Regions from separate parts of the Homo sapiens genome. Here all the other regions are linked to region 1. The links are chromatin loops, found by intact Hi-C in ENCODE. Cell type or tissue: heart left ventricle. All regions are shown on one strand. Each heading gives the region's core, and the rest is flanking DNA. Links, peaks and the distances in the headings are about the cores only. Region 1 has its middle 3.3 kb from the start of CASQ2. Region 2 has its middle 95 kb from the start of VANGL1. Region 3 overlaps CASQ2 (calsequestrin 2). Region 4 has its middle 30 kb from the start of VANGL1.

Region 1 (5,680 bases), core at 196-5,195:
TTCAAGAAACAGTATAATATAGAACAATGGAATATGCCAAAACACCCCTACTTTGATTCATACTTATTCACATTATATTAACTAGATTGAATCACAGATTTTAATTTTAGCTTTATGTGTAAAAATGACACAAATTTCCATTAATGGGGAAAGAATAAACAAATTGTATATGTTGATACCATATAATTCTAGTTAGTGATAAAAATGAAAGACAATATAGGCAACATTACTGAATATCAAAATAGGTATGCTGAGTGAAAGAAGCCACATCAAAGAAAAAAAAAGAGAATAGGTAATGTATGATTCCATTTACATAAAACTATAGAAAATAAAAACTAATCTATAGTGACAAAAAAGATTGGAGGTTGCCTAAGGACTAGTGGGAGGAGGAGGGAAGGATGCATTATAAAAGGACTCAAGAAACTTGTAGGCAGTGGATATATTCAATATCTTGATTGTCGTGATAGTTTCATGCATGTATGCATATGCCCAAATGTATCAAATGTCACACTTTAAATATGTGCAATTCCCTGTATATCAATTATTTCTCAATTAAAAAAATTAAAAAAAGGAAAAACTTCAATCTTTATTTCTCATATATATTTGTTTCCTAAACCAATATGCCATTTAAACATTTGCTAACAAATCAACCTTTCTGTTGTCTATTTTAATTAAATTAAACAATGAATCATTTATAAACTGGCAAAGTATAATTTATCTTCATTCTGTATATAATGATTATTAAGAATGATATTAAAATGAATTTTATAAGAGTCTGTAATAATATGTCAACCTAGACATATTTGAAAATCATTTCTTTTTAAATATATTACACAAAAACGGCAACTTTAAAAAAACTCCTAAGGAGAGATATTGAGAGATGGTATATTAACATAAAAAAGAAAGGTCAAAAACGTAGGAGAATGTGGATCTAGATTATTTTAGAGGCCTTCAGAGGTGTTAGTGACCTGCCTCAAGAGACATATGTCCCAGCTCCCTCATGGAGTGAGGATCAAAGGAACCATAAATGTAAATGACCCTATCAACTGAACTGTGCCGAGCTGTTTTCTCATCTATTTGGTACAGGCAATGGGGCTAGGTGAAGGTACAGGTTACTTTGCAGATAAAACAGCTGAGGCTATAGGATAGGCAGCTTTTTGTCACTTTAGGAGTCGGTTTTCACTGTCACCCTCTATTAGTTCCCCATTGCTGCTGTAACAAATTATCACAGACTTAGCGGTTAAAACAACACAAATGTATTATCTTATAGTTATGGAGGTTAAAAGTCTAAAATGGGTTGTGGGGCTGCATTCCTCCTGGAGGCTTTCAGGGAAAATCCTCTCCTGGCCTTTTCTACCTCTTAGAGGCTGCCTACATGCTTTGGCTGCTGGCCTGTGTCATTCCAGCCTCTGCTTCCATCCTCCATCTCCTTCTCTCACTCTGACCCTCTTGCCTCTGTTTCACAAGCATCCACCAGGATAATCCAGGCTAATCTCTCCATCTCAAGATCCGTAATTTAATCACATCTGCAAAGACTCCTTGGTCATATTAGACAACACACACACACACACACACACACACACACACACACACACACACACACACACAGGTTCTGAGGATTATACTGGACATCCTGATGGGGGGTGGGGGAATGGGAAGGCACTATTCCGCCTACCATACCCTCCATTTGGACCCTTTGATATGACCTCCATATTAGGGTTTTTTTTTTCTGTTCTTTTACTGCTACCCCTGAGAACCCTGTATTTCCCCCCTAGTTCCAGGACAAAGTAGCCCTAAGCTTTCCATTTATCTGTTCTTGTCTACTGAATTAAATTTTTCCTTCCTTCTTTCCTTCCTTCCTTCCCCTGTCCTTCCTTCCTTCCTTCTCTCTCTCTGTCTCTCCTTCTCTTGTTGCTGCTGTTAAAATACCTGGCTTTTTTTTTTTTTTTTTGAGATGGAGTCTCACTCTCTTGCCCAGGCTGGAGTGCAGTGGTGCAATCTCGGCACACTGCAGTCTCAGCCTCCCAGGCTCAAGCGATTCTCCTGCCTTAGCCTCCGAGTAGCTGGGATTACAGGCAGGTGCTATTATGCCTGTCTTTTTGTATTTTAGTAGAGATTGGGTTTCGCTATGTTGGCTAGGCTGGTCTCAAACTCCTGACCTCAGGTGATCCTCCCGCCTCAACCTCTCAAAGTGCTGGGATTCCAGGCGTGAGCCACCGGGCCCGGACACAAAGTAATGCTACAGATTTATTTAATAAGCATTTAATGAGAACTACTACTTGCTATGAGGATGCTGTGAACAGATGCTGCCCCTGAAGCAATGAGGTTCAGCGGGGAGAGGGAGAAGGATCTCCCGTGAGAGGAGTGTTTCCAAGGAGAAGTATAGTGTGTAAGGGGAGTGAGTGTCCGCTCCTGGTCTACACTGAGGGCCTCCTTGAGTAGGTGACATTTGTCAAAACCTGGAATCATATCGGTGGAGCTTTGGGGCTCTTTTTCAGGATAGCATTGATCTCTTTCTGCTCGTTTCTGTTGAGGAGTTTCCTGGTGCAGAGGAGGCAGGAAGGCTCCAGGGACCACCTGTTAAAGTTGAGAGAAAAGGAGGGCCTTGGGGTTGCTAACAGGCTTGTTTAGATCTGGCCAGAGGATGCTGGAGGCTCATGGAGCACAGGGCTCTAGACCCGAGCATTTCTGCACTCTTTCTACCAGGCCAATAGGCTGTGCTTCCTTCCAGGAACGGGAGCAAAGAAATAGGCCATTTTCTGTTTTGTCCACTGGGTGGAGTATTTTAGCCAAAGAAGGGTCCTTTGGCAGCAGTGACATTGTAGGCGATCTTTGCCTTGGAGAAGAGGCAAGCTTGGACTCGTCCGGAGTCACGCCCATCAAAACCCTCCTCCGCAGCTAACACTCATCAGACTTCATCACACTGTGTGTTGGGCTGAGGCCTATCCTGGTAAAAGAAAATCTTATAACAGATTTTAACATCTTAGAGCCAGAAAGGGGGCCTTAGGAGCTTGGTGACTCTAACCCTCTTTCACAAATTGGAAGTGCTAGGGCCCGAGCCTCAGGGCTCCTGACCTAATCACACAGGCAGGCGGAACGCAGGTCTCCTGCCTTTCTGGGGGCGGTTCTTTCTCTGAGGCACCTCAGAGGCGCCCAAATGGAGACCTGCAGACCTTCGAAGGGAGGCGTGAGCACATACGTTTCTCTTTGTAGATAAAATGGTCTGAGAGAAAAATCATTCTGCCACCTGTCAAGAATAAACAAAGTAAATGAGCTAGGTTAGATTAAGGGACTGTAGTTGGCGGCCACTCACAGTGAAGGACTGGAAATGGTTAGCAAAACAAGGGGCCTACGGCATATATTGTGACAACAATAAACATTTATTTGTATTGATTTGTGTGTTTTGTTCTACCCCTTCTTGTTTAAAAACAAAACAAAAAGTACCTACTAATGGCACATAAAAATGCACACATTTCAGCACAACCACATAAACTAGAAGTACATGACACATTGGCTTGGGGCGCAGCTAAAGCTGGAACAAAACAGCTGATTTGCAGGATGTAAGGTTGACTCAGAAATGTGTGAAGCATTCTTTGTTTAAAAAATAAATGAATTGGCTGGACCTGGTGGCTCACACCTGTAATCCTAGCACTTTGGGAGGCTAAGGCAGGCGGATCACCCGAGATTGGGAGTTCAAGACCAGCCTGACCAACATGGAGAAACCTCGTATCTAATAAAAATACAAAATTAGCCAGGCGTGATGGCACGTGCCTGTAATCCCAGCTACTCGGGAGGCTGAGGCAGAAGAATGGCTTGAACCTGGGAGGCGGAGATTGTGGTGAGCCGAGATCGCGCCATTGCACTCCAGCCTGGGCGACAAGAGCGAAACTCCATCTCAAAAAAAAAAAAAAAAAAAAAAAATTAAAGTTGGTGAGCAATAAGACAGAGGAAAAACAAAAATAGGAAAATGAAAGGCAGACAGAAAATAAGCCTGGTACGTTAAATGTAAACTATGAAAACCTACCTTTTGCTGAGAGTGGGGCATGAATGTAGACCTCATATCTACCATGGATGCTTGGGGGAAACCTGATCACCACAGCATATGTCAGTGGCTGCATGTCCTCAGGGCTGGGCTGCCTGGCCCAAATCGAGTCCATGATCTAGGGGCAGGAACTTTCCACAGCTCGGGCTTTTTGTAGTAAACCAGAGTTGAAGGCTAAACTAAAGTTTAAAAAATTATTTCTTTTCCCTTATAGTTTTGTCAATTATAAGTCAGAAGGAAATTAAAAGACTCTGACTTTAAATAGCTTCCAATTTTTCAGTAACAGTTAAAAAAAACCTACTTACATATTAAGAAAAGTGGAGCAAATTCTAAATAAAGGTAACCCAGTGAGATCGAGACAACTGGGAACAGTCTGGGGAGGCTGACCTCAAAAAGACAAGACACACATTGTTTCACTCGGAAATCTTTTTCCCCTTAAATTTCCTAAAGAAAGCAGAGATCTTGCATGCTTGCCACTGACTTGGAAAGCTAAGTGCACCTTAGAATGGATATTCTTGGCTCCATCTTTTGAAAACTTAGAGACTACACCATTAGAAAGAACGGAATACCGTCAAGGGTTTTAGTGATGGGTTCTTCAAGGCCCCAACTTTCTGCACATGAGAGTGTAGCATCAAGACAACCCCTTATCAGCCTGACTCTCAGTGTAAGGCCGTCTGACTGCAGGGGAGCCTTGCTTTACTCAGAGAGGCCACGGATCTTCTCTTTGCCTTCTAGCCCCTGCAGAAGCTGTGCATGACAGAGTACTCTGTCTTTCCAAAGCTGATTTATAACTGAAGGAGAACAAAAACTTGGTCAGAATCATGAATGCCCTAGATGCCTTTGAAGAGTGGAGAGACATGACTGGACTAGGGTTGGACTGGAAGAGATGGTCAAGAAGGTACTTAAGAAAAGGGGTGTCTGCAAGGGAATCACCCAGAGTCAGAGGCAAAACAGCCAGGAGCAGCAGCTTTGAGGCAGGGTTGGATTCTTGCTCCGGCAGTTAGAAATGCTGCAAACTCAGACAAGTTGCTGTTAGCTCAGCGGTAGGATGAGCCCTGATCCCTTTTGCCCCAATTGCCTACTGGATTCAAGGAGAAAATGGACAAGAAAGGGTTCACAAACCATTCATATTAGAAACAGACAAATATCCATTATATAACCAATGTTCCACCAGCTCCAATGAGAAGTAAGTATAATAGCTACTATTTTTGAGCACCTATTTTGTGCCATGCTTTTTCATCTATGTGTTTGAAACTTTATGGTTATTATCAGCCCCACTTTACATAGAGGGGAACTGAGAATCAGAGAGGGCAAGTGACCCTCCAAAGTTCATTAGCTGTTAAAAGGCAGAGTAGGGATTTGAACTGTGAACCTTGTTTCATTTTAGTTTAATGAGGACAGGTTCTTCTGGTGTCAGCTGGGTTCAGCAGGGTGTCCCTGCACCCCTCGCCCAGTGGCTGGCAGAGGATTTTTAAGAAGAGAGGAGGGAAGGCAGAAAAAGACAGGAGTAGAACATGAAGAAGTCTACCTCGGGGCTCCATTTTGTTCCATGTTGCAGTGAGGAACAGAGGATGAACAACCACCGTGAGGGGACAGGCTGAGTTACCACCCTGGGGTGATTTAACAATTCAGTAATGT
Region 2 (5,680 bases), core at 400-5,399, 230 kb after region 1:
GGGAAAGAGACCTCCCAGTAACTCTTTGAGGGAAAGGCAGCTCTACTCCAAGGTAACAGTGAAGAAATGTTTGTTCTGACTTCTGGATACCTAGTATACCCATGGTTGACAACAAGTTAGGTCTTTCTGGAAATGGACTACAAGTTTGTATTTTCCACCATGATGGGTTGTATCAGTAGGACACTCCTGCCCTCTAATTGGACTGAACAGCTCAGAGTGTCCTATACACACTCCAGGCCCCCCTCCTTCTGTGTCTCTACCCATGCTGCTCCCTTTTTCAGGCCTCTTTCACACACTGCTGTGCTCTGTCAATCCAAGCCAGCTTCAGAAGCCAGCTCAAGTGCCAGCTGATGCCAGCTGATGGATCACTGTCATAGCCCAGGGGTCGAATTTAGTATGAAAGTGAACAAAGTGTGTGGCAGTAGGCTGGGAGTGGGAGAAGTGGTCTGTTACATATTTTGAAAGATTTAACAACCAAATGCATCTTTGATTGGATCCCCATTTCTAAAAATGTTACAATATATATTCTGGAAATAATTGGGGAAGTATTAACATGAACTAGATAATAAATGATATTAAGGAACTATTAATTTGGTTACTGCATAATATTGCTGTAATTATATAAACAATGACAACTTTTAGAGATGCTTGGTGAAGTATTTGGGAATGAAGAACCAATATGTCTGTAATAGTTTAGCAAATAGATATGTGTGTGTGTGTGTACATGTGTACATATTATACATACATATATATGCATTCATGTTATAGTATGCCAGAGTGCTGATAATTGGAACTAGCTAGTAGATTCTTCATTATGCCATTCTTTTTACTTTTCTGTATGTTTAAAAATTTTTATAATAAAATTTTAAAATAAAGGAGTAAAGAAGTGACACAAGACTTCTTGGCTAGGTAGAGTCAAGAAACTAGGACTAGGATGGCCTGAGTCCTGCCATCATGCCAACAGAGTGGTTCTTGAGCTTGGGTGCAGGCCCCTCACCTGTGGCGATGCTATTTCTCTTCTTAATGGCGAGAAGAGAAAATGAAAGAGGACATCTTCATTTTTTTTCACTTCGGAAATTCATTTAATATTTGATAAAAGCTTACTCTGTTCCAAATACATCCACACATACTCACTTATTTAATTCTCACAATAATTTTGTGAAGTGATTTTTGTTCTTGCTATTCCCATTTCATAAGTGAAGACAATGAAGCCCTGAATTTCAGTGATTTTCTTTATATCACAGAACTAGTACATGGCAGAGTGAGATTCGATCCCGGTTCTGCAGACTCCAAGTCTTGGATCATCCTAAGCCCCTGCATTGTCCTTTCTGAAATTATAAAGATCAAAGCCCTCAGGCCAGAGCCGTAAGCCTGTGGAGCTGGTCCTTGACTGGATTCATGGGAAAAGCCCCTACTTGGGCCATCCCAAGCATCCTTTGGGTATGATACTTTGCAACAATAGACCATCAGACCTATCTGGAGGACCACAGTGTTTCCTTGCTTCATCACAGCATCTCCTGAAATTGAGAGTTTGCCAACCGCAATGTATAAAAATGTTTGATGAACCCCTGTCTAGCCACTGGGTCAGCATGTACCACACAGGGACTCCTCTGATTGCACCAAGGAGGAAGTGCTATCAGCGATTTCCAAAAGCAGCAAGGAAATCCATCTGCAGTTGGTAGTCAGGTTCTCATAAAAGAGTGATTTCTGAATATGAGCAGATAACAGACACCTGACCACATAAAGGGGGAAACAGACTTTTAGGCAGACGTTGAGTTGCGACGTTGGGGAATGATGACTGATTAGTGAACCACAGAGTGGGACATGCTTGGCTCCTCAACTGAAGCAAAGAGGAGCCGTGAGGCTGGAAGGTGAACCAAAGAAGGCGGGAGGCATGAAGTGTCAGGATCTATGAACATCTGGGGATGCTTAATAGAGAGGAAATGTAGACCTCCCACACGGTAGCACTTTTATGAGCTCTGATTATACACTAGGGTACAGAAAAAAATAACAGAAACTAGCACACTGGTAAATAAGAAATCTTCTTGATCTGTAAAACATGCTGCTTTCTCAAATCTTTCCCCTTCACACAACATATTTCAGAGGCAAATGATGCTGAGTGTATCAATGTGACAGGAAGGAAGCTAAGTGGGTATCTAGACATTGACATCTCCTGAAGGGCCAAGGCAGATGGCAATGCCCCAGCCAGCTTAGTGTCCTGAGGCACTAAGGGGAGTGATGGCCCCAATGTTCCTTTGGGAAATCTGCAAAAATGTAATTCTGATCTTTCAGTCTCAGAACCAGCACATGAGTTGGGAGGGCAGGGTGGGAATGGAGGGTGAAAGATGAGGGGGAGAGGGAGCAGGGCCTCAGCTTACTCATCCACTCACTCTTCATTCATTCATTCATTCATTCAGTACAATGTGAAGGTGTGTATTCTGGAGTCAGGCACAACTTCATTAAGATCTAAGGCCTACAGCTTGAGAGCTCTATGAACTTGGGCAAGTTACTTAGTCTGTTTAGACCTCAGTTTCCTCCTGTGATAAAAGGAAGTCCCTGACTCATAGAAGTATAATGAGGACTAAAATTCACCGCCTAGTAACATAATAACACCACTGGGTCTGGCAGGTAATGGGTGACCAACCAACATATGCTACAATTGTTGCTGTGTCTTTCAATAACCAGGTGACCAGCTCTGTGCTAGTTGCTCAGTGCATGAAGACGGTGGACTTGGAGACACAATTTTACCCTCCACTTGTGGAATGACACCTTGCCAAACTTTTTTTCCAGGCCTATATTTTTCTTCCCTTCTATTTTTCTTCCCACTTTCCCATATACAGAAAAGTTCATGAATGAAACAGAGAAAAGAAGACCTATGGTCAGAGAAGAGATGAGAAAATAGAAAACTTCTAGCATTCTATTTGTACCTGGCACACAGTAGGCACTTGATGATTGAATAAATAATGTGCTCCCAGGGACCAAATTTTCAGGAGAATGAACACTTTTACCTAATTTTCTTGGTGTTTTCATTAAAATGAAGTCACTCATTTGGAATTCAGGGGTTGTAGACTGATGGCTAATGGATCAGTTCTGGCCTAGCAACATGTTTTGTTTGATCTGCAAAGTATTTTAAAAATGGGAAAATGTCACATAAAAACCCATGTTTCTGGCTTCTACTGGAAAATGAGAAAATCTGGCAACCCTGGGCCTGCATTCCCCCACAGGAATGGTCAGAGGGATTGAGGGAAAGGCTGCCCGCATTCCATGGGACTTTCCCTCCCTATGGCCTTGGGCACCACTGCCCTCTAGTGTATTACAGCCTCCTGTGGCTAGGGCACTTCCTCCTGCGTATGTATTCCAAGCAAGGCAGTTTCACTGGGTTGTTTTGGTCATCTTGTGAGGGATCGCAGGTGAGGAATGTGGAGCAGGGAGGCCTCCTGGCACAGCCCTTTCTCAGCCCCACACTCACTCCCAGCCCTGTGCTCCTTCCCGGGGGCCTCTCTGCTTGGGCTTTGAGCCTGGATGACTGACTGAGATTTCACTTTCCATCCAGATATGTTGGCCCCATGTCAACACCGCTGACACCACCCTTCCTTTATGATTACTCCCCTTCTGGGCAACAAGAAAATGATTGAATGACAATTATTGTGGCATCTGATACAGGGGTAATTTCCCTCTGGTTAGCAAACCACATGATGGAACATAACTGCAGATTCTTCGCATACCTTCACCATGACTGAGAGTGATCCCACAGCCACGGCTTTACTGATTCTGAGATCAGAGCATTCAAAGCGAAGACAGAGGGTGCATCACCCTCCCGTAGTGCTGTGGCCTTCAAGCTTGCCCTGTCTTTTTGTTATCAATGATCAGTAGTACACTTTTATTTATTTTTTTCTTAAATGAACTCCAAAGAGACCTGATGAAACTAGAGCTTACCTTGGTCCTATATCCTCGGATCCCAGGAGGCCCAGAGAGCCCAGAGAGCCCAGATGGAAAAACAGTTGCCTCGTCTCTTTTACAAAAGGGGGCCTGAAGAGGGAACGAGACTTCTCCAGGCTCACGGAGGGAGTGAGGGGCACGGGGCACTCAGAGCGGTCTCATTCCAGGTCTGACGCCTTTCGCCTGTGCCTGCTGTCCTGAGTGATAGTCCCAGAGTAGCACCAACAGCCGGACCTCTGGCCTGTGGCTCCTGTGGAGCAGATACAGGCTTCACTTTGCAACATTTGAGCCAGGTCCCTGTTTGGCTGAGTGACAGCACTTTGGCAACCATCACTCTGAATTTCTGGTTTCTGGGTCTGTCAAGCCTGCTTTCTGCTGTCTCCACGGGGCAAGCAGCCTCCTCAATGGCTCCCGGGGATCCTGCCGCCTTTGCATTCCCCTCCAACACTGTCCCAGGGTTGGTCTGTGTCCTCACACGGCAGAGAGAGGAAACAAGCTCTCTTGGGGAGATATTACTTCCACTCAAGCGGGCTGTGCCCTCATGACTTCATCTTATCCTAATCACCTCCCAGAGACCCTGCCTCCTGCTATCGTCACATTAAGGGGCAGGGTTTCAAAATGTGAATTTGGGGGGACACAAGCATTCAGACCATAACAGGCATCCTTAGGAAAAATTCGAAATACAAGCAAAAATTTAAATGTTTGTCTTCCTACAGCTAAAATATGATTCTGAGGACATTAAGGGAAAGTTGGAATTAATCTGTGTTGTTTACAAACATCAGAATTAACCAAACCATTGTGTGTATAAAATACCTGCCTCCCACCACACATACACATAACGTTTATCAGGGGTTTTTTTTTTTTTTTCCTTTTTAAAGAGCTGCATATGGAACCAAAGATAATTTGTTAAAATTGAGATACAATTCATATATCAGAAAATCACCATTTTATTTTATTTTAATTAATTTATTTTTGAGACAGAGTTTTGCCCTTGTTGCCCAGGCTGGAGTGCAATGGCACGATCTTGGCTCACTGCAACCTCTGCCTCCTGTGTTCAAGCAATTCTCCTGCCTCAGCCTCCCAAGTAGCTGGGATTACAGGCACCCGCCACCATGCCTGGCTAATTTTTTAATATATATATTTTTAGTAGAGACAGGGTTTCACCATGTTGGCCAGGCTGGTTTCAAACTCCTGACCTCAAGTGATCCGCCCACCTCACCCTCCCAAAGTGTTGGGATTCCAGGCGTAAGCCACCATGCCTGGCTGAAAATCACCATTTTAAAGTATCCACTTCAGTGATTTCTAGTGTCCTCATTATGTTGTGCAACCAACACTACTATCTACTTCTACAACGTTTTTATCATTCCAAACAGAAACCTCACCCTTGTGCCTCCTTCCCACCATTCCCTGGCAATCGCTACTCTACTTTCTGTCTCTGTGGATTTCCCTATTCTAGACATTTCATGTAAATGGAATCATACAATATGTGGCCATTATGTCTGGCCTCTTTCACTTAGCATAATGCTTTCAAGGTCCATTTGTGTCTTAGCATGTATCAGTACTTCATTCCTTTTTATTGCTGAATATTTCATTGTATGGACCGACCACATTTTGTTTATCCATGCATCATTACTGGACATTTGGGCTGTTTACATTTTTGTCTATTTTGAATAATGCTGCTATGAATATTTGTGTACACATTTTTGTGTGAACATATATTTTCAGCTGTCTTGGGTATATA
Region 3 (5,680 bases), core at 261-5,260, 55 kb after region 1:
GCCCGAATAAACCAAGACAGTGGGCTTTGGGGCCAGACAGAACTGGCTTGAATCCCCCTTCTGTCACTACTAGTTCTGTGGCCTTAGGTAAGACACTTTGATTCTTCAAGCATTCAATAAGAATAAGACTTTCTTATGAGATTTTGAGATAATGTACTTACAAAGTAAGTACAGAAAAAGTGGCAAATAGCAGATATTGTTGCCACTTTAATAACTGTTGTTATCTTAAGGCATAATCCCTTCTTTTAGTGAGCTTTCCATCTAGTTGAGGAGGGAAGATTCATGCAATTAAAAACAGAATTTCCAAGACAACCTAAAGACCAAATGAGAGATCTGGGTAGCAAAGGCTGTGGGATTCAGAGAAGCCCCGGGGGTTCTCAGCCCTGAAGTCAGCACAGCTATTCCTCCCCTGTGCAAGCTGGGTTCTCACTGAGTAACCCCAACTTGCCAGCTTGCCCATGGGTTCTGGCTCTGTGAGTTTATTACTTGAAAATGCCTGGCACCTAGCGCTGGCCTGCTTCCTTGTGGATGTGGAATACAGGTCTGCATGCTGAATCTTTGTGACGCACACAGTGACAGGCTCTTTCCCTTGGTGACAGTGCTCCCTCCAGGGACCATCTTGGGTCTGGGGAGTGACAGCCGTATTATGAGCAGCCTTCTAGAAAACAAATATGGATTCTTAATTCTAAAGCCAATTCCAAATGCGTTCTAGCAGGGCACACAGAAATGAAGCCTGCTTCACAGAATTAACAGCGCTCACTCCCATCTGATGGCAGGAGACAGAGACACAGGCTAGCCTAATGAGAACTGATCGGGATATTCTGTCTGGCGATAATAGCAAATGTAAAACAGTGAAACCTCAGACTCCCCTTCTGGTTGCTGTCGATTTGTGTAATAAGCCGGCACACACAGGCACACACATGCGTATCTGTAAAATTAAATTCTCCAGAGAATCTGACCAAGGCAGTGCCCACTGTCTTGTTTTTAATAATAATATTTTCCATTTAATCTTTCTTAGAATTTGTGGAGGCTTTGTCCATTCCAAACTCAAAGGAAAAAAATTAGCATTTAGATAGGATTGCGCCAGCATTAAAATCAATTGAAATGGAAACAGAGATCATGGGAAGGTTGAGACGCCTGGAGGTTTTTCCATAGGATGATTCTGATATGATGTTCAGGGTGCCCAAAGCATACCTCTCCCCATGTCTCATCATCACTATGCACTCGGCCTTGTCCCCAGGTGCCTCTTTCTCACACATATTCCTCCCCAAGTCTCCTGAGAATCACATTTGTGATAGCAGAGCCCCTTCCAAGCTCTAGCTCCTCTTTCTCCAGGAATAATCATTGCAAAGGAGACACAAGGCATAGGGTCCTTGCTGCCCAGGGTGTAGAGACATGAAATGCGCCTTGTTTGCCCCATAGACTTAAAATACTCTCTCTAGGTTCTTCTTCCTGCCCCTGCCCCCACAGCCATACACCACTTTTCTCAATCGCACACCCTCAACCTTCCTTACGCTCAAATTCCAGACAATTCCTGCAGCCTCAGAAATGCACTGGAGGCCTATACTGACTGGGCAAGGACTTCAAGGAAGTCACCTAGAGGCCACTTCTAGCAGTGTCCCCTACACACTACATGGGTTCTGTAGGCAGGGTCCTAACAGGGAAGCACAACCCTTGTCTGTGATTCTTGTGTGAACAACACCAGCCCACATCCTAATTGACCTCAATGATTCCTGTCTGCCATCCATTTGGATATAGTTTCAGGATCTGTCCACAGCATTCAGAAGCCTCCATAATCTGGTGTATCACTGACTCTATCTGCCAGTGGTAAATTCTTGAAACAGAGACTGACAGCTGCTTTTACTGAGCTGCCTCCAGAGCCATTGTTGCTCTCAGATCTCCTGATAAACCAGACTCATGTTCTTTCTCATTTTGCCTTTTACTGCTGCACTCCTGGAACCACCAGACCACAGGAGTGAGGCTCATTTAGTGCTAATGTCTTGCGTGTGGTTGGTATTTTCCTGTCTTGCAAACTCATTTATCTGAGTCCCTGATCCAAACCCTATGCATTCCTGGCAGTTGCTCCTCAGCATTCCTTCCTTAATGTGAGCCCCGCTGTACTCCTCTGTGCTTCTGTGTTCATCCCCGCTTCCACACCTCTCCCTACCTCTCCTATTCCCATTCCAGCTTCTGAGTCCCTGTCCCTGGCTCAGTCCTTTGCATCCCTCCAGCTGGAAGTGTAACTTTTGTTACTTTTCTCATACAGGAAGATGATTTGAATGGGATCCACATTGTGGCCTTTGCAGAGAAGAGTGATCCAGGTAGGAAACCTTCAACCTGCTCTTTTACAGCTCTAGCAAGAACTGATTTCTCACCTTTGCCAGCCCTCACCTTTCTCTTCTCTCACATCCCATCCACAATGCAACTGCAAGATATTGGGCACCCCCTGGTGGTCGCCCATTAAGTATGAGTTCGTTTTCAATTGTGCACACGGCTAAGAGAAGAAAAGGTGTGAACAAATCAGAATGTTATAGACTACCAGGTTCCTACAGCGCTGCACAGCAATGGACCAACACACTGAGTCAGTGGGATTTGCAGCAGAGAAAGAGTTTAATAATCGCAAGGCTGCCAAATGGGTAAGAGGAGGGATTCTCAGGCCACAAATCCAATTCTTCAAGGGGTTCTGGGCAAGGGTTTTTAAGAGGATCATGGAAGGTGAGGGCCTGGAAAATTGGGGTCATTGATTGATCTGGGTAAGGGGATGAAATCGTGAGGATGTGGAAACTGCATTCTTCCATAAGTCAGCTCCTTGCTCAGCCTTTTAGACCAGCTGATGTCAGTAGTTTTATTGGTATGCAGAACCTAAAAGAGAAACTCAAATGGAAATCTTATTGTATTAGTCCATTCTCACATTGCTATGAAGAAATACCAGAGACAGGGTAATTTATAAAGAAAAGAGCTTCTATTGGCTCAAAGTTCTTCAGGTTGTACAGGAAACAGGGCAGTATCTGCTTCTGGGGAGGCTTCAGGGAGCTTTTACTCATGGCAGAAGGCAAAGCGGGAGCAGACATCTCACATGGCAGGAGCAGGACCAAGGTGGTGGGGAGGTGCCACACACTTTTATATAACCAGATCTTGTGAGAACTCATACCAAGTGGGGAATGGTGTTAAATCATAAGAAACCACCCCCACGATCCAATCATCTCCCACCAGGCCCCACCTCCAGCATTGGGGATTACATTTCAACAGGAGATTTGGGTAGGGGACACAGATCCAAACCATATCACTTTTAATCTCACCATGTCTTAAATTTTGTCTATAGAACAGAGAAGGGACAACAAGTCTTGTGACAAGGGCTACATTATCCTGGGGTAGTACACAGTGAAGAGAAGTGGGCCAGAGGGCAAGCCAGCTTCACGATTGCTGCCGATGGTGTGGGAAGCCTAGCGGGATTTTATTTTTTTCTCCAGTTGATTTTATAAAGTGTTTTTGGAGATGCTTTCAAGAACCTCAAACATTCTGCTTTGCTGCCCAAACATAGAAAGGTACACTGGGCACTGGGGGAGATATTAAAACATACCAGCTTTACAGGGTGTGTGTGTGCTTGTGTGTGTGTGCACGTGTGAACTTCTGTTCACATTAAAAGTTTATTTACCTATTTTGCCATCTAGCCTATATCAACCACAATTCTACCTGAAAATAGGATAAATGTATACTTTAATCCATAAAATATTGTCTGTGCTTAGGAAATGAAGTAGGAAACATTCCCCTAAATAATGAGACCTGGGGAAAATGAGCAGCTTATTTTGAAAGTGCAAGATGACCCTGTAAATGGATGGGTAACTTTGTTTTTGGAACTTGGACAACTTTTCTCTGGTTTCACTCTTTTCAACACCAGTGGAGAGTGAAGTGCAGGAAAATTGATTTTGCAGGTAGCAATTCCCTATGGCAGTGCTCTGTGAGACAGAGAGTCCCCAAGAGAAAGTGGAAGCACAGATTCTGAAGTGCATTTTGGAAACCCTGGGACAACCCAGAATGTAACCAGAGAAGTCAAGGGAATGTAGACTTTCATGGTATTTGCTGGGGACCTCAGTCTCTTGTATACTCATAGGGAGAGATCTAGAGATGGTTCCACTAGACAGATCAGGAAACAGCGGTTTGGAGAAGTTAAACAAACTGCCCAAGAGAACACAGTTAGTGGCAGATCATGAAGGGTGAACAGATCGCCTTTTTCATCAATATATAGCTGATTCTTGCACAATGTCTTGACTCGTGGTAGGCGCCCAATAAATATTTGTCTGGCAGATGATTAGAGAGTTAGATGACCAACCAAGACAGAGCCCCAAAATCTTCACTGGCAGACCAGCTTTTCCTTCCCTTTTTTGGCAATACACTAATAGCCTCCATAGTTTCTTACAGAGTGAAACCCACATTTTTTATCATATAATTTATAAAATCAAGATATAATCCATATACCATAATAGTAACCCTTTTAAAGTGAAGATTCCAGTGGTTTTTAGGACATTCACAAAGTTGTGCAAACATAATCAGTATCTAATTCTAGAACATTTTGATAAATAGCCATTAGCAGTCACTCCCATTTCTCTCTCACCCACCTCTGCAAGCAGGAATTACCTACTATCTCTAAAATTTGCCTATTCTGGACATTTCATATAAATGGAATCATTTAATATGTAGCCTTTTGTGTGTGGCATCTTTCACTTAGCATGATGTTTTCAAGGTGTCCCAATGACATTGCACATATCATTCCTTTTAAGGGCCGAATAATATTCCATTGTATCAAAACCAAATTTATGTTCTGAATTATCTGAGCACTCTCTTGTCTTTTTCACTTTTCAACATGATCTAGCCCTTGTCTCCACCTCTCAAGAAAAAGCTAGTGTGGTTTCAGTGGGTTTTCCACAGGTTCCGGCCACCACTCTTCCCTGGAGGAGCAAATAGCAAAGGAAGCCAATTGCCTAAGGTTTACAAGCTATAATCAAACAGAATCGGATCCCTGGTGTTATGTGAACAGAGATGCAGTTGCCATAGGCAGCAGCCTGCTGGCCAGACTCCAGAGGGCTCCTTCCCCACCTCACCTGCCACCTTCCAGGATTGTGGGGAAGCCTGTCTGGCTCTTTGGAACAATAGAACAAAGAGGCCTCCCTGAAGTTGTAAGAACCTGTTTGACCGAGATTGCTGCTGTAATGAATCAAGCTCCAGAAACTACTTCCACCTCCTCCCTGCACAAATATCCCTGGGCCTGAAGCTGTGCCTTTCCCCAAAAGAGCCCAAGCTGGGGCTTGTACTGGGAAGCTGTAAGCATGCACTGAGGTGAGGGCAGGGGGATAGGGAGGAGCTCTAGAAGCATCTTCTGTGAGCAAGGGCCTTGCCACTCAGGGTTGGGAAAGGGAAAGACTTGTCTGTGAAAGTCCCTGACTCTGAATTTGTGGTTAATCAGTGATTTACCTGCAGAGCACTGATGTGTAACCTGGGGCAATGGGCCTGACTGCAGGACTAGGAATGTCATTCCTGCAAAACAGTCCCTCTGCATTCCTTTGCTCTTGCTAACAAGTTAGACATGGCCTTTCACCCCAACCAAACACCTAACCCCACCACCCCAAGGAAGAAGATCATACCTCCAGGAAAATAATACAGTTCTTCTTAAAGAACTAACAGT
Region 4 (5,680 bases), core at 180-5,179, 160 kb after region 1:
ACTACCATATTCTCCATACTATCTTTTAAAATGCAAACACTGTCTGGGCATGGTGGCTAACACCTGTAATCCCAGCACTTTGGGAGATCGAGGCAGGAAGATTACTTGAGCCTAGGAGTTTGAGACCAGCCTAGGCAACATAGTGAGATCCCATCCCTACCAAAAATAAAAATTACCTGGTGTAGTGGTGCGTGCATGTAGTCCTAGGTACTTGGGAGGCTGAGGCAGGAGGATGGCTTGAGTCCAGAAGGTTGAGGCTGCAGTGAGCTGTGACCAGGCCAGTGCACTCCAGCCTGGGTAACAAAAGAAAAGAAAGTAAAAATAAATAAAATGCAAATATTTTTAGGAAGAATAATGTGTTTTATTCCGTTGGTTTGGCTTTATATTACAATAAATAATAGAATAATTCCTGCAATGCCTTCTTCTATTTTAAAAAATGGATAAACAATTGAATCAGAACTGATTTCAAATCCTGACTCTACCAGTTATCAGCAATGAGCACTGTGAACCTTTTATTTGTAGTTTTGAATCGTTCTGATTATTCACTTCCTCATCAGAAAAATGTGATATTCATCTTACAAATTTGTTGTGAGGGTGAAATAAAATAATGAACATAAAATGCTTCCCACAGTGTCTGCCACAGAATCACTCCTTTGTTCATTCACCAGATGTTTATTGCGCATCTAGTAAGTGCCAGGTGCTGTTCTACATGCTGGGAAATGTTCAGCAGTAAACAAAGCAAATTCCCTGCCATCATGGCGTTCATGTTCTAGAGCAAAGTGATAGAAAATAAATAAGTAAGCCAACAAGTAAATATAAAATGTGTCAGATGGTGAATGGTTTGGAGAACAATAAAGCAAAGGGAAAGGGAGTGAGGGGAAGATGGGCCACTATTACAATGTTCTATGGGGCGTCAAGAAGACCTCTTCCATGAGATGAGGTTGGAGCGGAGCCTGAAGGAAGCAAGGGGGTGAGCCTTAGACATCTGGGGAGAGAGTTGCAGAAGAGGGAAGACTCACACAAAGGTCTTGAGTCTGTACCTTGCTTGGCAAGTTTGAGGAACAGCATGAAGGTCAGGGCAGTGGAGCAGAGTGAGTGAGTGGGGAGTGGTAGGAGATGAGGTGGAGGCTGAGGGTGGGAGGCAGCCCCAGAGGATGCTATGTGTCATGCAGGACTTGTAGGCCATGGTAAGAACCACAGCTTTTGCCTGACACGGGAGCCACAGAAGCATTATGAGAGGGGAGAGACCTGGTCCTCCTTCCACCCCAGGTGCTATGTGGGGTATTGACTGCAGGGAGCGGGGAGATGCAAGGAAGCGGGGAGAAGCAGGGAGCGGGAAGAAGCAAGAAAGCCATTTAGGAAGCGATTGCAATATAAGGAAAGGATGCTGTGGCCTCTGTCATAACAGATCAGGCTCCACATAGAAAGTGGAGCTGAAGGATATGCTGACGGCTAGAAAATGGTGTGTGAGAGAAAGACAAGGATGATTAAGTTGTTTGGCTTGAGAGGCTGGAAGGAGAGACTTGCCATTTACTGAAATAAGGAAGACTATGGGAGGAGCAAGTTTGGAGAGGAGAAGAGATTCGGGTTAGTTTTAGGCATGTGAGGTTTGATACCCAAGAGGAACAGTCAAGTAGACAGATGGATATGTAAGTCTGGCATGCAGGGGAGAGGTCTGGAAATAAAAAATAGACACAGTGAGGCAGGGCAGTATCTGGGGGACCGTTCATTCTTTTTCACATGTAGGTATGGTTTTAGGAGCGGGTAGAGAAGATCCTAGAAATGAAATGCCAGGCTCTAAATAGGCTCCAGCTTTTCACATCAGGCTCCACCCCTTCCTACTGTGCCCTTTTGCAGGTGATTCTCCTATTTTGAGTTCATTTTCCTGTCCACAGAGAAGGGGTTGGACAAGAAAACCTAAGGTCTGGCACACTATGGCTTTGTGGATATCTTATGAAGATTAGATACATTTAGAAGAAGTAGCGCCTCAAACTAGCAATTATTTGTGTGGGTTCATCTCTTAAGCATCTACCTAAGGAAGCAGGGGAAAGATCCTAAGGGTTAGAACTCACAAAGGCAAGCATTAAAGAGGAGGGGTGAGCGCACACCTGGAAGGACATGGGACATGCTCTTCAGAGTGGAGGGGAGAAGAAGGTGGGCTTTATAGAGCTGCCCAGGGCTGCTCTGAAAGTCAATATCCCAGCCTTGCCCTGTAGGGGCCTGGCTGTCCCAGCAACTCTAGAACCTGTTCATTTTGTAGCTCAAACCCAAAAGCTCCATCTTCCTAAGAGAATTCCCTGCCTTTCCTAAAGGGACTGTCTCCCTACCTGAAAGCCCATCACACCTTCAACTAGGGGCTGCTAGAGTGTCTTCGTCCATTTTTTGTTGCTTTTAACAGAACACTTGAAACTGGGTAATTTATAAAGAAAAGGAATTTATTTCTTACATTTCTGGAGGCTGGGAAGTCCAAGGGCATGACCTGGCATCTGATAAGGGACTCTTTAGAGTCTAGAGGTGGTGCAGAGTATTACATGGCAAGAGATCTCTCTTCTACTTTTTATAAAGCCGCCAGTCCCACTCCTATGATAACTCATTAATTCATTAACTCTTTAATCCATTAATCAGTGAATAGACTAATCCATTCATGAGAGCAGAGCCCTCATGACCCAGTCATCTCTCAAAATTCCCACCTTCCAATATGGTACATTGGTGATTGAGTTTGCAGTACATGGAATTTGGGGAACACACTCAAAGCATAATAGGGAGGGATTCAGTTATAGGGGAGTGTATTGTAGACAGTGGAGACTGAAGCCTAGACATCCGGACAGACCAGCAAGACAGCAGTAGGATGAGGTTGTTAACTGGGCCTGTGCAGGCTCATCCCTGGTGGCCAAGTTTTGGGTCCATGTAAGAATACATATTCTCAGCCTCCCAAAAGGCAGACGGGAAGGTGGAGGAACGAGGAAGAAATGGAGCCAGGAGGAGGGTATCAGTGACTGCACCTCAGATGAACAGGGAAGGGAGAAGTGAAGAATTTGTTGCTAACCTACATGATGTGCCAACATAATTTATGAGGTGTACGTGTTCATGCATGAGTTTCAACCATGGCTAACTGAAATGAAAGAGCTTTGTTCCCAAAAGATTCATTTATGACAATGTTACACTACCCTAGCCGTCCTTGGCTGACCATAAAAGGACTTGTTTTTGAACCAAGAGTCAAATTTTAGAAATAAAAAAGCCTGCCATGGAGGCTTGTTCATCTAAATGGGAAGAAGCACTCTAAAGGGGTGTGCTGGCATGGGATTTTCCTTTAGGTGTTTGGTGCACAAGAGAGGTTAGACACTACGAATTGGGGATGTGTAAACTTGCCAGCCCATGGCTATGAATGAGGCCTCATTAGCTTACATGATCACCCCATCTGGGTGCATCAGCACGGCATTGTAGAAACATGACATTGTAGAAAAAGTGAGCAATAAGACAGGTAGGCAAGTAATAGAGAGACAGGGCGCAGATACTGCATCTGTCACACCAGGCAGTAAAATTGCCATCTTTTTAACCTGCATCTTGGATTGGATCACTCTGCGGAGATTGCGATTTTTTTCCCTAGCTTAGGGGAGTGATTTATAACCCTGGATGGGTACACAAATAAGTATAGAGATAATGAAAAAGTGGATGTGGATTTCTTCTGAGTGGGCTGCATTATATGGGATTTGTAATAAGTTTCGAAATCGTTAAAATTTCATTGCTCTGCTTTGTATATGCTTTGTTTGCTTTCCTGTTTTCATAATGTTTGAAATGGGTAAGAGAATCTGATTTACCACATTACAAGATTGATTTATTAATTTGCAAAAATAGCGTAATTGCTGAGAATAATTTTGCTCGTTAAGTCTGCCACAACAGGGGTTTCATTTGCCTGGAAAAATCTGATATGTTAAATTTGTGGTTGTGGTTGTAGTTGTAAATGTCTAAGAAAATATGATTTTTTTTAAGAAGTGAAGTCAGTGTTTAAGAAGGATTTAAACCATTAAATTTAAGTTAGTTGAACACTGATCAAAGAGCCAGTATCAATGATTTTAAAATTATTTTTATTGATAAATCTGCAAATAGAACAAGAAAATTTGTAGGTTTAACTTAAGGGTTTAAGATAATCTAGGTTTTAAAATAAAAACTTTAATATATTGCATATTACCCTTTAAAAATGAACTAAAATTGGTATTTTCCAGGTACAAAAGCCTTTTTTCTCTGTATGAAAAAAAGAAAAGAAAAAAATTATAACTGCATCTTATTGGCCTTTTGTAGAGTTGCTCTAGGTCCTGCCCAACACTGGTTGTTATTGCTGTTATTAATTTCCGCCAACCATATGAGTCAAAAATGACATTTCTTTATTGCTTATTACATTGCTATGACTACAGTGAGGTTGAACAACTTTTCATTTTAAACTGGACATTTCCAGTCATCTCAGAATTTGTGCTGAAGCCTCAAAACTAAAAACAGTAGATGATAAATACTACCTCATTCTAAAGAGAGGCACTGGGCCCATCTTAGGGTTTGCTGAGGGGTGGCCGAGATGATCCAGATTCCCCACCCACCTCAGGACTGTAAAGAGAAAGTAGTGAGTCCTTGAGGAAGGAAGGAGACCCTAAAAGGGAACCAATAGGAGTAGAGAACACTAGAGTTTCTCCTCCTCTCGCCAATGTGGTGGGGTTCCCTTGCTCTCAAGTTAAATTTGAGCAGCCCAAAGAATGCCAATCTTAGACATAAGGGAAGTATTTTTCTGCAAAGAGAGGTGGCTGACATTTTGCTGCCCTGGCTGGCTGTTTACTGAGGGATGGAGAGGTAGGAAAGATTCCGTGCATGCCACTGGGAGACACAGGGCTCCACTGAAAATGAAGCTTTATAACCACTATCTCATTTTGGGATCCTCGTGTCAGTGGAGCAGCAGGCAAAGAAAGAAGTTGCAGTATTGGTAGGGGTGGTTGGCCCTAGCTACCGTGAAGAGATAGGGTTTCTGCTACACAATAGAAGTGCATCTGGAACCCAGGAATATCCTTTTTATGGCCCAGCAAGCACCCCTCAGAGATTAAGGTCTGAAGCACCACACCAGGCAGGCAAACTAGACCCATTGAGGTGCCAGCTGAGGAAAAGGGACATCTGGGGGTGGTGGGGGTGGGGGCAGGATGAATATAAGTTATAGCTTGGGCACCAGTTGCAGCAGTGCACATTCTAGTTTATTTGCTACATCTGTGTGTTAAGTCTGGCTGCTGAAGGCTCTGTAACAGCTTGGACATACTGTTAGGCAGGAATCTGAAACACAAAGGGTAGTTCGTTGGGCCAGGCATGGTGGCTCATGCCTGTATAATCCCAACACTTTGGAAGGCTGAGGCAGGAGGATCGCTTGAGGTCAAGAGTTCGAGACCAGCCTGGGCAACCCAGCCGAGACCCCATCTCTACCAATTTGTTTTTTAATTCACCAGGCATGGTGGTGGGCTCCTGTAGTCCTGGTTACTTGAGAGGCTGAGGCAGGAAGGAGGATGCCACAAGCCCAGGAGTTCGAGGTTACAATGAACCATGATCACGCCATTGTATTCCACCCTGGGTGACAAAATGAAACCCTGTCTCTCTCTCTCTCCTTTTTTTTTTTTTTTTTGGTTGTATTGGACACCTCTTGAGTCTGGCCTCA

What was found. Hi-C counts contacts between places; a loop is a spot of excess contacts. Peaks named below come from ENCODE experiments on the same cell type or tissue, not always from the same donor. Only the 100,000 strongest peaks of a DNase experiment are listed, where the experiment ranks them.
Region 2: it touches region 1 in a loop (6-fold over the local background); 9 of 110 quality-filtered maps call a loop at or near these places.
Region 3: a loop joins it to region 1, with 5 times the contacts of the local background. A loop is called at or near these places in 81 of 110 quality-filtered maps.
Region 4: a loop joins it to region 1, with 4 times the contacts of the local background. A loop is called at or near these places in 76 of 110 quality-filtered maps.

What each region holds. Positions count from the first base shown.
Region 1 is chr1:115,769,143-115,774,822 of GRCh38, reverse strand. No RefSeq gene overlaps it. Among named protein-coding and RNA genes, the nearest start is that of CASQ2, 3.3 kb to the right of the region's middle. RefSeq lists an enhancer at 2,797-3,056. In heart left ventricle, for the core only: CTCF peaks have their summits at 2,574 and 2,775; no DNase peak of the experiment used is centred there; H3K4me3 peaks cover 325 bases; H3K27ac peaks cover 1,422 bases.
Region 2 is chr1:115,543,959-115,549,638 of GRCh38, reverse strand. No RefSeq gene overlaps it. Among named protein-coding and RNA genes, the nearest start is that of VANGL1, 95 kb to the left of the region's middle. RefSeq lists an enhancer at 2,946-3,833. In heart left ventricle, for the core only: a CTCF peak has its summit at 3,307 (motif pointing left); no DNase peak of the experiment used is centred there.
Region 3 is chr1:115,714,481-115,720,160 of GRCh38, reverse strand. CASQ2 (calsequestrin 2) reads left to right here. Exons shown (of 11, transcript NM_001232.4): 8 at 2,267-2,321. Among named protein-coding and RNA genes, the nearest start is that of CASQ2, 51 kb to the left of the region's middle. In heart left ventricle, for the core only: a CTCF peak has its summit at 2,438 (motif pointing left); no DNase peak of the experiment used is centred there.
Region 4 is chr1:115,609,392-115,615,071 of GRCh38, reverse strand. No RefSeq gene overlaps it. Among named protein-coding and RNA genes, the nearest start is that of VANGL1, 30 kb to the left of the region's middle. In heart left ventricle, for the core only: no CTCF peak of the experiment used is centred there; no DNase peak of the experiment used is centred there.